2 separate regions of the Homo sapiens genome follow, and region 2 is linked to region 1. The links are chromatin loops, found by intact Hi-C in ENCODE. Cell type or tissue: CD4-positive, alpha-beta T cell. All regions are shown on one strand. Links, peaks and the distances in the headings refer to the core of each region. The heading gives the core; the rest is flanking DNA.

Evidence for each region. Peaks named below come from ENCODE experiments on the same cell type or tissue, not always from the same donor. Only the 100,000 strongest peaks of a DNase experiment are listed, where the experiment ranks them.
Region 2: a loop joins it to region 1, with 3 times the contacts of the local background. A loop is called at or near these places in 31 of 110 quality-filtered maps.

What each region holds. Positions count from the first base shown.
Region 1 is chr18:50,284,501-50,291,279 of GRCh38, reverse strand. It overlaps CXXC1 (CXXC finger protein 1), which reads left to right and starts at 3,588. Exons shown (of 15, transcript NM_014593.4): 1 at 3,588-3,693; 2 at 4,422-4,540; 3 at 4,641-4,741; 4 at 5,023-5,258; 5 at 5,352-5,531; 6 at 5,929-5,955; 7 at 6,033-6,278; 8 at 6,441-6,548; 9 at 6,718-6,779. The coding sequence starts at 3,691. RefSeq lists enhancers at 3,165-3,534, 3,645-3,734, 3,855-3,974, 4,795-4,844. In CD4-positive, alpha-beta T cell, for the core only: CTCF peaks have their summits at 3,279 and 3,478 (motif pointing left); DNase peaks (open chromatin) are centred at 3,389 and 4,599; H3K4me3 peaks cover 2,276 bases; H3K27ac peaks cover 2,408 bases.
Region 2 is chr18:50,354,173-50,360,951 of GRCh38, reverse strand. It overlaps LOC105372114 (a long non-coding RNA gene), which reads left to right. Exons shown (of 3, transcript XR_935466.3): 2 at 5,000-5,094; 3 at 6,508-6,779. Among named protein-coding and RNA genes, the nearest start is that of SKA1, 17 kb to the left of the region's middle. In CD4-positive, alpha-beta T cell, for the core only: CTCF peaks have their summits at 3,309 and 3,509 (motif pointing right); DNase peaks (open chromatin) are centred at 3,551, 4,201 and 4,501.

The DNA.
Region 1 (6,779 bases), core at 1,091-6,090:
GAATTTCGGATATTTATGTCATCCTTGCTGTTTGCAAGAAGTGTCTGGAAGACTTCCGTCCCCCTCCCAGGAATCTTTGGTAGAGTTGAGCTCTCCTTTCCCTTTCCTGTGATCCCCACCTTGTGCTGAGATCCTGTACTTAGTTTCTCATTCTGTGTTGTTTGTTCTCCTGCCTAAGAACCTAATCCTGATTCCTGGTGTCTGATCCCCTGGACTTCTGATCCATTTCCTGAACTCAGGTCCACTGTGACCCTTAGCTTTCAGAATCTGCTCCATTCTGTGCTTGCCTCATGAACTTTTTTATCTAGCTTCTCTCGTCCTGGGGCTTCCCTGAGTCTATTCCCTGATTCCAGCCCACAGCCCAACACTCACAGTAGGAAGATTTTACTATTAATATCAGATCCATTATTACTGGCTGTGTGACCTGGCAAGGGACTTAGGCTCCCTGAGTCTCAATTGCTTTCACTGCAGAGTGGGGACAATAAGGCTCCTGCTCCATTCACCGTATAAGGCAATTAGGATCAGATAAACTATCATGTGCGAAAGTATCTTGCGAACTATCAACCATTAACCAAATAGAAGATTTTTAAAATTATGACTATTACCATCATCATCAAGCTAGACTTATGAAAAATTTACTATTTGACAAAATACTAATCTTTGTTTGCTTCACCATGTCCATACCAGACTGCACACAGATCAAAGTGAGCACCAATAGTGTAAACTGGGAGCTCCTCAAGGGCAGCATTTCAGATGGTGCTGGGGATTTGAGAAAATATGAGAGATGTTTATATTTATTTTTATCTCATTCCTTTAAATATGTATTTTATGTGGTTTCTGATTTTTGCACTATATTGCTGTGGTAATGTGTAGTATTTATAAAATGGCTGTGAATGCTGACAGTTTTTTACTGACAAGGGTGATGAATTTACAAGTTTGCACTGGCCGGGCGCAGGGGCTCACGCCTGTAATCTCAGCACTTTGGGAAGCCGAAGGTGGGGGTGGATCTCTTGAAGTCAGGAGTTAGAGACCAGACTGGCCAACATGGTGAAACTCCATCTCTACTAAAAATACAAAAATTAGCTGGGTGTGGTGGCACGGGCCTCTAATCCCAGCTACTCGGGAGGCTGAGGCAGGAGAACTGTTTGAACCCAGGAGGCGGAGGTTGCAGTGAGCCGAGATTGCCCGCTCCACTCCAGCCTAGGTGACAGAGTGAGACTCCGTCTCAACAACAACAACAAAAGTTCGCACTAATCTAATAACCTAATAAGGCTCTGATATAGGAACCTTCATACACTGCTGGTAGAAATATATGTATCAACCATTGAAAGACAAAATTACAACAAATTTAGTTACAGATGTAATGGCTTTTACTTGCAATTCATGAATTGGGGCAGATCCCATTATACAAAATAGAACGAGAGCTTTTCCTGGGAAATAGCAGAGCAGTGAATTTTGTAAGGTTGGAGCAAGGAAAAAGAACAATTTTTTTTTTAAAGCTGATTGGTTAACATCAGATTGCTTCAGGTTGCTTTTTTATAAAGGTTAAAGCAAAGGGGACTTTCAAGCTAAAAGTGGCTTGTATGGGGATTTGGCTATTATCCTGTCTCTTTCTCCTTGGAAGGTCAGATGAACAATTTAGTTTTGGCTTGGTGGCATGGAACTTCAGCGTGAGTGACTCCATTTTGGTGGGGCCTAGAGCAGGAGCTCTGTCCAAACTAATGACCTCCTATAAATTTGAACATGTCTTACAATATTTATAGCCAATTACAAAGTAATTCTACTTTTAGAATTTTATCTCTAAGGAGAGTCAACTAAGAAGAGGCAAGAGACCAAGCTGCAATGCAGGAGTTTATTGGGGCATTAGGAACTGCAATTCAGGAGACACAGATTCAGCTCGAAGTCAAATTGTACTCCAAAGATAGGAAGGGGAGAAGGAGTTTTTAAGAAAAAGAAAAAGGAAGCTAAGGGTGATTACACAAGTTCTTTTAAAGAAATTATTATTGGTGGAGGCGGCTGGCTGGCATCAGTCCATAGTTCATTGGTTGTTGTTCAGGAGACGCAGCACTAGTGAAATATAGCTGGTTTCCAGGACTGTGTGGTCATTGCAGTTTGGACCAATTCAAAGGTTCGAGGCAAGTTCCTGTTGTGTTTTAATTTTGTTTTGTTTGTTTTCCTTTTTGCAAGTTTGCAGGGAGTCCATAGAATGGCTTCCAGGCGGGCCAGGCACGCGGTGGTTCACGCCTGTAATCCCGGCACTTTGGGAGGCCGAGGCGGGCGGATCACCTGAGGTCGGGAGATCCAGACCATCCTGGCCAACACGGTGAAACCCCATCTCTACTAAACATACAAAAAAAATCAGACGGGCATGGTGGTGCATGCTTGTAATCCCAGCTACTCGGAAGGCTGAGGCAGGATAATCGCTTGAACCCGGGAGGCGGAGGTTGCAGTGAGCTGAGATCGCGCCATTGCACTCCAGCCTGGGCAACAAGAGTGAAACTCCGTCTCAAAAAATAAGTAAATAAATAAAAATAAATAAATAAATACATAATAAATAATAAATAAAATAAATAAATAAATAAATAAATAAATAAATAAAGCCTGGCTTCCAGGCTCCATCTTACAGCTGTTAACCAGAGTTACACCTGGTATATCACATTTGTATATTTGTAAATTTGTATATCACATTTCACAAGAAATAATCAGGGATGAGCATACAGATCTATGTTTAAGAATGTTCGTTGCAACTTTATTTAGAATAATATTTGAAAATGTTCTAAATGCTAAACAATAAAGAAATGGATAAGTAAACTGTGTTTAGGCTTATTGTGCAGCTTATAGAACTAAAATAAGATTTGATATTAGTTTAAGAATTGTTTTTAAATAAAAATAAAATAAATAGAAGCCGAACCGTGCCAGGCCTGGCAGAAGAATGACAAGTGGGAGGAGTAAAAGCCGGAAAGAGTGGTGGCAGGTGAAGTCGGAGACGACAGAGGAACTGGTTTCCTCCGCCCCGCAAGGCACACAGCCTGCCGACGCCCCATTAATACATGTGGAAGGGGAAAGAGACTGAATGGAGGAATGAATACAACTTGATCCAGGTCGTGCTTCGGAAGCGGTCACTTTACCTGTGAACCTCTCTGCCTGACAAACGGGCAATGTACGGAATCAACCACCAAGATGGCGGCGCCCGTGAAGAATCCGCAATTAGGTCGCCGTCATATGTCGCCTAGGAACGTACGGAATTCGACCCACGTACGGAATCGGATTCCAAGATGACGGCATCTATGAGGAAGTCACGCAGTAGGTGCAGCCATGTTGCCTGTACGTCGAGGCCGTACAAGCAGCCGCCGTACGGACTCTACTGACAAGGTGGCGGCGCCCTCGGGAAAGCCACATTAGAGCGCGGCCATGTTCCCGGCGAACATATGGATTCGGCCACCATACGGATACGATAAGCAAGATGGCGGCGCCTGAGGGGTCTTGGGGGCTCTAGGCCGGCCACCTACTGGTTTGCAGCGGAGACGACGCATGGGGCCTGCGCAATAGGAGTACGCTGCCTGGGAGGCGTGACTAGAAGCGGAAGTAGTTGTGGGCGCCTTTGCAACCGCCTGGGACGCCGCCGAGTGGTCTGTGCAGGTTCGCGGGTCGCTGGCGGGGGTCGTGAGGGAGTGCGCCGGGAGCGGAGATATGGTAAGTAGCGGGTCCAGGGAGGGGTTCGGCGGTGGAGGTCGGTCGGTTGGCAACAGTGGGGTCTGTCGGCCGACTCAGGGGTCTGTGGTGAGCCATAACCGGAGTCTGTGGACTGAACGGCGGGAGTCTATGGGCAGAATGATGAACCATCTGGGAGTTCTATGGTGAGCCACGGTGGGGGGCTCCTTAATAGAAGTTTAGTGGGGACTCCGTGTGGCAGTTCCGTGGGAAACCATGATCGGGGGTTCTTAGGGCAGAGGGATAAGCGGGTTGTAAGGAGTCACATTGAGTGGTCTGTAGTGAGCCGTGACGAGGAGTCCGTGTCCGGGTATCCGTGGACAGCCGCGACTGGGGGTGGGTGCGGGTGCCAGGTGGGTCTATGAGATAAACAGGGAGGGGTGCGTGGAGAACCGCGATGGGAAGTCCGCAGTGAGTTACGCGGGGTCTGTGAGGCGCCACGATGGAGGGTCGCCATGACCCATTAGCGAGTGTGGACGCAGGGAGCGGGTGTCGGTGGGTGCGTGATGGGAAGTATGGAGCAGAGTAATAGGATGTCAGAGGAAGGGATGGGGGTCAGTGGGGACTGTGATGGAGAGGTTTTTTGGGGGCCCCGATGTGAAATCTGCAGGCAGAGTGGGGATCCCTGCTGACCACGGTGGAGTTGTAATGGGGGGATGAGCCGCCACGGTGGGGGCTGCTTAAGGATCCGTAATGGGGGTGTCCTGCAGGAGGGAGATGGTTCAGACCCAGAGCCTCCAGATGCCGGGGAGGACAGCAAGTCCGAGAATGGGGAGAATGCGCCCATCTACTGCATCTGCCGCAAACCGGACATCAACTGCTTCATGATGTGAGCGCGGGAGAGATGGGCGGGGCTGACACTGGCAGGGTGGGGTGAGGCCGATGGGCCGCGCCCCTCACATCTCCATCGCCTGCCCCATCCTCTGCAGCGGGTGTGACAACTGCAATGAGTGGTTCCATGGGGACTGCATCCGGATCACTGAGAAGATGGCCAAGGCCATCCGGGAGTGGTACTGTCGGGAGTGCAGAGGTGAGGGCCATGGATGGACAGGGAAGGCAGGTGGGGCTTCAAGGGAGGAGGAGGAGCCACAAGGGGGGGTTATGGGGATTAGTGATACACGTCTGTGGTGAGCTGGAATGGGGCTCCATTGTGAGTAATAGAAGATCCCACGGGAAGAGGCAGCTCTGCCCTGGACAGGGGTGCAGAGTAGGTGGGTGGGTCAGTAAGGGAGCGAAGAGGAAGAAAGAGGTTTTGGGACCATTCAAGCCATCCAGTGCTCACTCACTTTGGCCCTACTCTCTGCCCCACAGAGAAAGACCCCAAGCTAGAGATTCGCTATCGGCACAAGAAGTCACGGGAGCGGGATGGCAATGAGCGGGACAGCAGTGAGCCCCGGGATGAGGGTGGAGGGCGCAAGAGGCCTGTCCCTGATCCAGACCTGCAGCGCCGGGCAGGGTCAGGGACAGGGGTTGGGGCCATGCTTGCTCGGGGCTCTGCTTCGCCCCACAAATCCTCTCCGCAGCCCTTGGTGGCCACACCCAGCCAGGTGAGTGGCTGCATAAAGTGAATGGATGTGTAAAGTGGTTCCGTTTCAGCCCTGCCTGGGTCCATGATTTCTGTTCTGGGCCCCCTCCTGCAGCATCACCAGCAGCAGCAGCAGCAGATCAAACGGTCAGCCCGCATGTGTGGTGAGTGTGAGGCATGTCGGCGCACTGAGGACTGTGGTCACTGTGATTTCTGTCGGGACATGAAGAAGTTCGGGGGCCCCAACAAGATCCGGCAGAAGTGCCGGCTGCGCCAGTGCCAGCTGCGGGCCCGGGTGAGCATGGACAGAGCTGGGTAGGGTCAGGTGTGGGAGAGCTGGTGGGTCCATGCATGGTTAGTTAAGTCTAGGCATGGATAAACCAGGTGGGATTGGGCCTGACTGTATCCTGACAGGTGGGAAGGGGCCTGTCATGTCCAGATGAATGGGGCATGACCTGGTATGCTGGGCTGGCAGAACACCCCCACCAACCCTGGGTAGACAGAGTGGGGCCAGGTGTTTTCAGGTGGTCATGCATGTTGGTACAGATCAGGCAGGGCTGAGCATTCCTGGCAATGAGGGGTAGCGGGGAGGTGTGTCTGGGGAGGTAAGGCCAGGCCAGGTGGGTAGGGCTAGGGCAAGGCCGCCCTCCATCCACCTGGGGCTGACCTGGGCCTTCCTCCTGCCGGCACAGGAATCGTACAAGTACTTCCCTTCCTCGGTGAGTCCAGCCCCCCAGGGTGGGGTGGGGCATGCGGGCAGGGCGGTCAGGGCCAGTCCTGAGATTCTGCCCTGCAGCTCTCACCAGTGACGCCCTCAGAGTCCCTGCCAAGGCCCCGCCGGCCACTGCCCACCCAACAGCAGCCACAGCCATCACAGAAGTTAGGGCGCATCCGTGAAGATGAGGGGGCAGTGGCGTCATCAACAGTCAAGGAGCCTCCTGAGGCTACAGCCACACCTGAGCCACTCTCAGATGAGGACCTACCTCTGGATCCTGACCTGTATCAGGACTTCTGTGCAGGGGCCTTTGATGACCATGGCCTGGTGAGCAGACAGGAGCATCCACTGGTGGAAGGGTGGAGGTTACAGAAGCAGAGAGTATCCCTAATGAGGAGACAGAGGGTATGGAAGGCTGATATGGGACATGAGTAGGTGGTGGGGTTGTCACGAGCGGGGCAGGTGGGTCAGTGCATGCCCTGCTTGCAGCCCTGGATGAGCGACACAGAAGAGTCCCCATTCCTGGACCCCGCGCTGCGGAAGAGGGCAGTGAAAGTGAAGCATGTGAAGCGTCGGGAGAAGAAGTCTGAGAAGAAGGTGATGGAGAGGGTAAAGTGGATGTGGAAAGGCAGAGGGTGGGGTTGAGGGAGAGGCAGAGGTCAGAGGCTGAATGGGGCAAGAGCCAGAAAGGGCTAGAATGGAGCAAGGGTCTGGGGTCTGGGGCTGACTTTGACTCCACCCTGACCTGACTTGTCTTGCTCAACAGAAGGAGGAGCGATACAAGCGGCATCGGCAGAAGCAGAAGCACAAGGATAAATGGAAACACCC
Region 2 (6,779 bases), core at 586-5,585, 70 kb before region 1:
AAGTACTATAATAAGTTACATAAGTATATCTTTTATTTGATAGGGATTTTTCCCAATGCATTTTAAGCACTTTAAAGGATATTGTTACGTTGGTATTTACAAAGTGGGCAGTTGTCCAGTTTCTGAGATAGAGAAGTATAAGGCTTGCCAAATTTCCTAGAATCAATTAGTTGTGGAAGCAGCTGCCAATCTGATCTCTAATAACGGGCCACAGCAAAGCCAGACAGAACCATTTTCATGTCATTTACATCAATGTTTTCATTTTGCCAGATAGGTTTTAATCTCCCAGGCCAAGGCATTTTTCTTGCTTATCTCCTGAAAGTTATTTTTTTTAAGGAAAAATTTAACTATAAAAAGGAAAACACAGAATTTCATTTTATTAACTGCCATTATGATGTGCAAGTCTATATAATGTATAATGAGGCAGTTTTGGTGTTTTAGAAGTCCTCTATGTGGATACAACTAAGCATACTGAGGTACAGATTCTGTATATAACCTTTATATAAGGTTAAATTAATAACATGTACTTCAAAGATGCTTATAGTAAATTGCAAGATTGTAGATCTTTGCATCAAAGATTTATCATACATCATTAGAGCACTCCCAAACCTCCAAATAAACTTCCCAGATAATTTAGAAAATGGTTAAATTATGATAGGAATCTTTCACGTGACATTGCATCACTGTTATAGCAGAGGGGACAAACCTAGGCACAGTGAATTCACCTTCCCAGATGCAATTGGTGTTTGAGAAAAATTGAGGCTGCCCAGAATGAGTCAAAGCTGCAAATGAGCTCCCCAGAGCCTGGCTACATTCAGGGGAGTAGAATGTGTGCCCCTACCATGATGGTTGGTAGAGCAGCAAAGCTCAGTACTCTGTTCACCATGTAGTGGTCACATGCACATTCTGCAGTTGAGTGGATTGGGTCTCCCTTGCCAGACTTGATGAAGCTGTTCCAAGGCCCAGATTTTCACCTCTGCATTTTCGCTTGTACCCTGTTGCCAAACCATTCACTTCACCTCAGTGCCTGGGCAGGAACATCACCACTGTGATTCTACTTTCATAAGCAGTGACAAGTGTGAGTTCACTGTTATGACAAAGGATGTGGTTGCCAATTCCGAAGCTGCTGTGGATGGCAGTAAGGCAGGATAGAGTGGAAGAGGCAAGCTGGTCACCTCACCCCCGAGCCCCACTCCACACAATGCATTTCTTTTTTTTTCTTTTTCTTTTTTTTTTTTTTTTTGAGACAGAGTTTTGCACTTGTTTGCCAGGCTGGAGTGTAATGGCAGGATCTTGGCTCACTGCAACCTCCTCCTTCCAGGTTCAAGCGATTCTCCTGCCTCAGCCTCCTGAGTAGCTGGGACTACAGGCATGTGCCACCATGCTCAGCTAATTTTGTATTTTTAGTAGAGACAGGGTTTCTGCACATTGGTCAGGCTGGTCTCAAACTCCCGACCTCAGGTGATCTGCCCACCTCAGCCTCCCAAAGTGCAGGATTATGAGCATGAGCCACCGCGCCCGGTCCACCCAATGCATTTCTTAACTGTCTGTCCTCCTGACTAGGGTCTACACCTCTCTGCCATCCATTATACTTCACTGGTCTTGCCCAGCTCCTGGTCTTGCCTCTTCCACTCTATCCTGCCTCACTGCCATCCACAGCAGCTTCAGAATTGGCAACGACATCCTTTGTCGTAACAGTGAACTCACACTTGTCATTGCTTATGAAAGTAGAATCACAATGGTGATGCAGTTGACAGGAGGGCAGCCACACCTGACATTATGGTCAGTAGTGAGCTTGGGGGTGATGGCAGCTCCCTTTCTGAAATGCTGATGTGGAAACCCAGGCTTCTTTGCATGAGGCACACATCCTCTCTTGATTTGGCCCCTGCCTGCCTCATCAGCTTCATCTTTCAGCACCTCCTGCTTGGACGTTTATCTCACAGCAACAGCTGCCTGTAGGGTTGCTCCTGTGCCCCTGTGTGTGACCCCCCACCCCTCCCTCTGCCATCAGGACACACACAAGCCCTGCCAGCCCACCCATGTTGTCTGACCCCACTAAGTCTTTGGTTATGATGTTCTTTCTACACCTCTCATTATTCTCTATCTCAATCATCCATTCATTTTTCAAAATGTAGTGAACGAATCCCCTCCCATTGGAAGCCTTCCTTGATCCCTTCTTGGATTAAGTTTCCCTGCGAGTTTTCTTCTGATTTAGTTGGTCTAGGGGTGGGGTTCAGAATCAGAAATTTAAAAACTCCTTGGATAATTCTAATGTGAATCAGAGTTGAAAGCCATTGAGGGAAAAGAAAGGGAAGATGGGAGGAAACAAGACGGTGGGGCTTTCCAGGTTCCTACCTGAGGCTCACTGGTCTTCTACTGAAATGCAACACCAGGAGGGGTGTCAGGAGTTGAACTGTGCTCACCCCACATTCATATTTCAAAGTCCTAACCCCCAATACCTCAAAATGTGACTTATTTGCAGATAGGATCTTTACAGAGGTAATCAAGTTAAAATGAGGTCATTTGCTGGGCCCTAAACCAATATGACTATTGTCTTTACAAAAAAGAGGAAATTTGGACATGAAGACATGCAGAGAGGATGGTGATGTGAACAGGCAGGGAGAAGATGGCCATACAAGCCAAGGAGAGAGGCTTGGAGCAGACCTTCCCCTCAGAGGAAACAACCCCTGCCAATACCTTGATTTCAAACTTCTTACCTCCAGCGCTGTGGACAATAAAGTTCTGTTGTGTAAGAAGCCACTCAGTTTGTGGTACTTTGTTTTGGCAACCTGAACAAATCAATACAGAGGGTAACAATAAGAAAAAGCCCTACCAGCGTATTGCTTGAGCTCAGGAGTTCAAGACCAGCCTGGGGACCATGGTGAAACCAGGTCTCTTAAAAAAAATACAAACATTAGTCAGGAGTGGTGGCACGCACCTGTAGTCACAGCTACTCAGGAGGCTGAGATGGGAGGATCGCTTGAGCCCAGGTGGATGAGGCTGCAGTAAGCCATGATGGTGTCACTGCACTCCAGCCTGGTTGACAGAGAAAGACCCTGTCTCAAACAAATAAATAAATAACAAAAGAAAAAGAAAAAAAAAATTCTCCACCATCCCTGGATTCACTTGTATTTCCTATGAGCTAAGCCTGGGCTCTTCCTGGTGATGGATTGAACTTATCTTTGCATTGAGGAGATATTGTTTTTAAAAATCATGAGCTCTAAAGGAAAGGTTTTTGTGTTCAATACACTCTGTAAGAAATGAATAAGAATGTTCAGATAATCTTTATGTAGGTCCTTAAGAGTTAAGCTTTGAGTAGAGAGGCTGTTTCTTGATGATGCCAAAAGGATGAAGTATTACCATAAAGCAGAACACGTTATCTCTGAGTGCTATCAATAAAGCTCCATCCAAATCATAGCTTACTTAGAATGCTGAATATTTGTCATCTTCCTCAAACGTGAGAAAACAGATTTTGGCTTTATTGTAATGCTGGCTGGAAGGTTTACTTGCCACATGGCCACAAGGTGGCAGGGCAGTGCCATTCTTCTGGAAGCCACCAGAAAAACGCAGCTAGGACTACGTGGCCACAGGTAGGAAGTCAGCAGTGCTCTTCAAGTTTATGAAGTTGAACTTTCGCTCTCTTTTTAAGCACTCCCTTTTTCTGAAAATCAAAGTAGCACATGTTTTTAATTGAAAATGTTATCCTGGGCAACATAGTGAGACCCTGACTTTATAAAAAATTTAAAAATTAGCCAGCTGTGGTGGTACACACCTGTAATCCCAGCTACTCAGGAGGCTGAGGCACGAGAATCACTTGAACCCAGGAGGTGGAGGCTGCAGTGAGTAGAGATTGTGCTGCTGCACTCCAGCCTGAGTGACAAAGAGAGACCCTGTCTCAAACACACACACACACACACACACACACACACACACACACAGAAAAATATAAAGAATAAAACAAAAAATTCATTATCCCACCACTCAGAAACAAACATGGGATGTGTAGACCATTCCCAGCCTTCTCTGCCAATGCCACCTGCTTAGGATACCCCTCTCTCACCTGCTCTGCAACACCCCTCCTGCCTTATCTCTCTCACTTCCTCACTCTGCCTAACGTGCCTCTCCCCATCTTTCTTCTTAACACTCACTACTATTTCACAGCAGTTGTCACTGCCTCCTCTGCTAGTCCGTGAGCACCATGTGGGCAGATAGCTTGTCCTGTCAACCCCTACCACCAGGAGCAGCAGTCCCAGGATGTCAACCCACTGCATTGCAGAACTGTCTATTTCTCCCTTCAAGTCTGTCATTTTTTTGGCTTCATACATTTTGGAGTTCTGTTGTTTGGTGCATGTCTCAGTCCCTTTTGTGTTGCTATAAAAGAATACCTGAGACTGGGTAATTTATAAAGAAAAGAGTTTTATTTAGCTCATGGTTCTGCAGGCTGAGGATCTCAATGGCATGACCCTGGCTCTGGCAAGGGCTTCTGTGCTGAGTCACAACATGACAGAGAAGGGCAAAGAGGAAGCAGACGTGTGAAGAAAGAGAAACATGAGGGGTGACCTGGCTTTGTAACAACCACACTTGTAGAAACTAATCAATTCCTGTGAGAACTAATCCAGATCCAGTCTTAAAATAGGAAGAACTCACTGACTATCTTGAGAACAGCACCAAGCCATTCATGAGGGATCTGCCCTTATGACCCAAACACTTCCCACTAGGCCCCACCTCCCAACACTACCACATTGGGAATCAAGTTTCAACACGAGCTTTGGCAGGAACAACAACAACAGCAAAACCATGCCCAAATCATAGCAGTGCATATATGTTTATTATTGTTACATCTTCTTGATAAATTGACCCTTTATCAATGAATAGTGAATTTGCTTGTCTTTTGTAATTTTAACTTCATGTCTATTTCATCTGATATTAGTGTAGTTATACCAGCTCTGTTTTGGCAACTATTTGTGTGGAATATCATTTTCTGTCTGTTTATTTTCAGCCTATTTGTATCTTTGGACCTAAAGTTAGTCTCTTGTGGGCAGACAACATGCTTTTATTTTTTAATCCATCCTGCCAGTTTTTGTCTTTTAACTGGTGAGTTTCAGTTATTTATATTTAAAGTGATTACTGATAAGGAAAGATTTACTTTTGCTACTTTGCTCTTAGTTTTATATATTTGTTATGTTTTCCCCCCAATTCTTTCAATATTGCTTTCTTGTTTAATTGATTTTTTTCTAATACAAAGTTTGGATTTCCTCCTAATTTTCTTTTCTGAATATTTAAAAATTATTTTCTTAGGAGCTGCCATGTACTTTCAATTAACATCCTAACTTTTTTTTAAAATAATCAATAGTTATCTCTCTGTATCTATGGAAGGTTGGTTCCAGGACCTCCCTTGGACCCCAAATCCTCAGATGCTCAAGTCTATATATAAGATGGTGTAGTATTTGCATATAATGTACACACATCTTCCTGTATACTTTAAACCATCTCTAGATTACTTACAATGCCTAATAAAATGTAAATGTTATATGAATAGCGGTTATGCTGTACTATTTTTCAAATCCATATGATTTCTAGTCATATTATCTGTGTTGATTTTTTTCAAATATTTTTGACCTTTGGTTGGTCAAATCCTCAGGTACAGAATGTGCAGGTACTGAGAAATAATTACAATTATTATCATTATGAAGAAATTTCAATACTGTAATTGAAATTTGTATCAGGTTAGCTTTAATAATATACAAAAACTCTGCTCCTATACAGCTGTCTCTTCCTAAATTACATCTTTATACATTGTCTCCCATTAACACATATTTATAATAATTTTATGCATTTGTCTTTTAAATTATATATGAAACAAAAAGAAAATTTACAAGGCAAAAACATAATAGTGGCTTTTGTATTTACCAATGTAGTTACCTTTACCAGAGTAGTTCTTTAAGGAAAAGAAAAAAGAAAGAAAGAACTACTCTGGTAAAAGTAACTACATTGGGTTTTTTGTCTGTCTGTTTGTTTGTTTTTTAGGCAAGGACTTGCACCCAGGCTGAACTACAGTAGCATTGCATGATCTTGACTTACTGCAGCCTCAACTTCACAGGCTCAAGCAATCCTCCCACTTTAGCCTCCAAAGTAGCTGGGACCACAGGGATGTGCTACCATGCCTGGTTAATTTTTCTATTTTTTGCAGAGATGGGGTCTCCCTATGTTGCCCAGGCTGGTCTTGAACTCCTGAGCTCAAGTGATCCTCCCACCTCAGCCTCTCAAAATACTGAGATTATAGGCATGATCCACCATGCCCAGCTTTATTTCTTTGTATGCCTTCTAACTCCAATCTTACGTCTTTTCATCCTGGAGAACTCTTTTTAATAGTTCTTGTAGGGCAGGTTGGCTAGTGATGAACTCTCTCAACTTTAATAGGGATATCTTAATTTTTGCTTCATTTCTGCAGTAGAATTTAGCCACATATAGAATTTTTGGTTGACAGCTTTTTTTTTTTTATTTCAGCACTTTAAATATGTAATCTACTGTCTTTTGGCCGACCTAGCTTCTGATGATAAATTGGCTGTTAAACTTATCAAGGATCCTTTGTACATCATGAGTCAATTATTCCTTGCTGCTTTCAAGATTCTCTGTCTGTCTTTGTCTTTTGAGAGGTTTATTATAGTATGTCTTGGTATGTATCCCTTTGAGTTTATCCTTCGTGGAGTTTGCTCAGCAACTTGGATGTATGGACTCATGTTTTCTTTTTATCAAAAGTCACTACCTCTTAATATTGT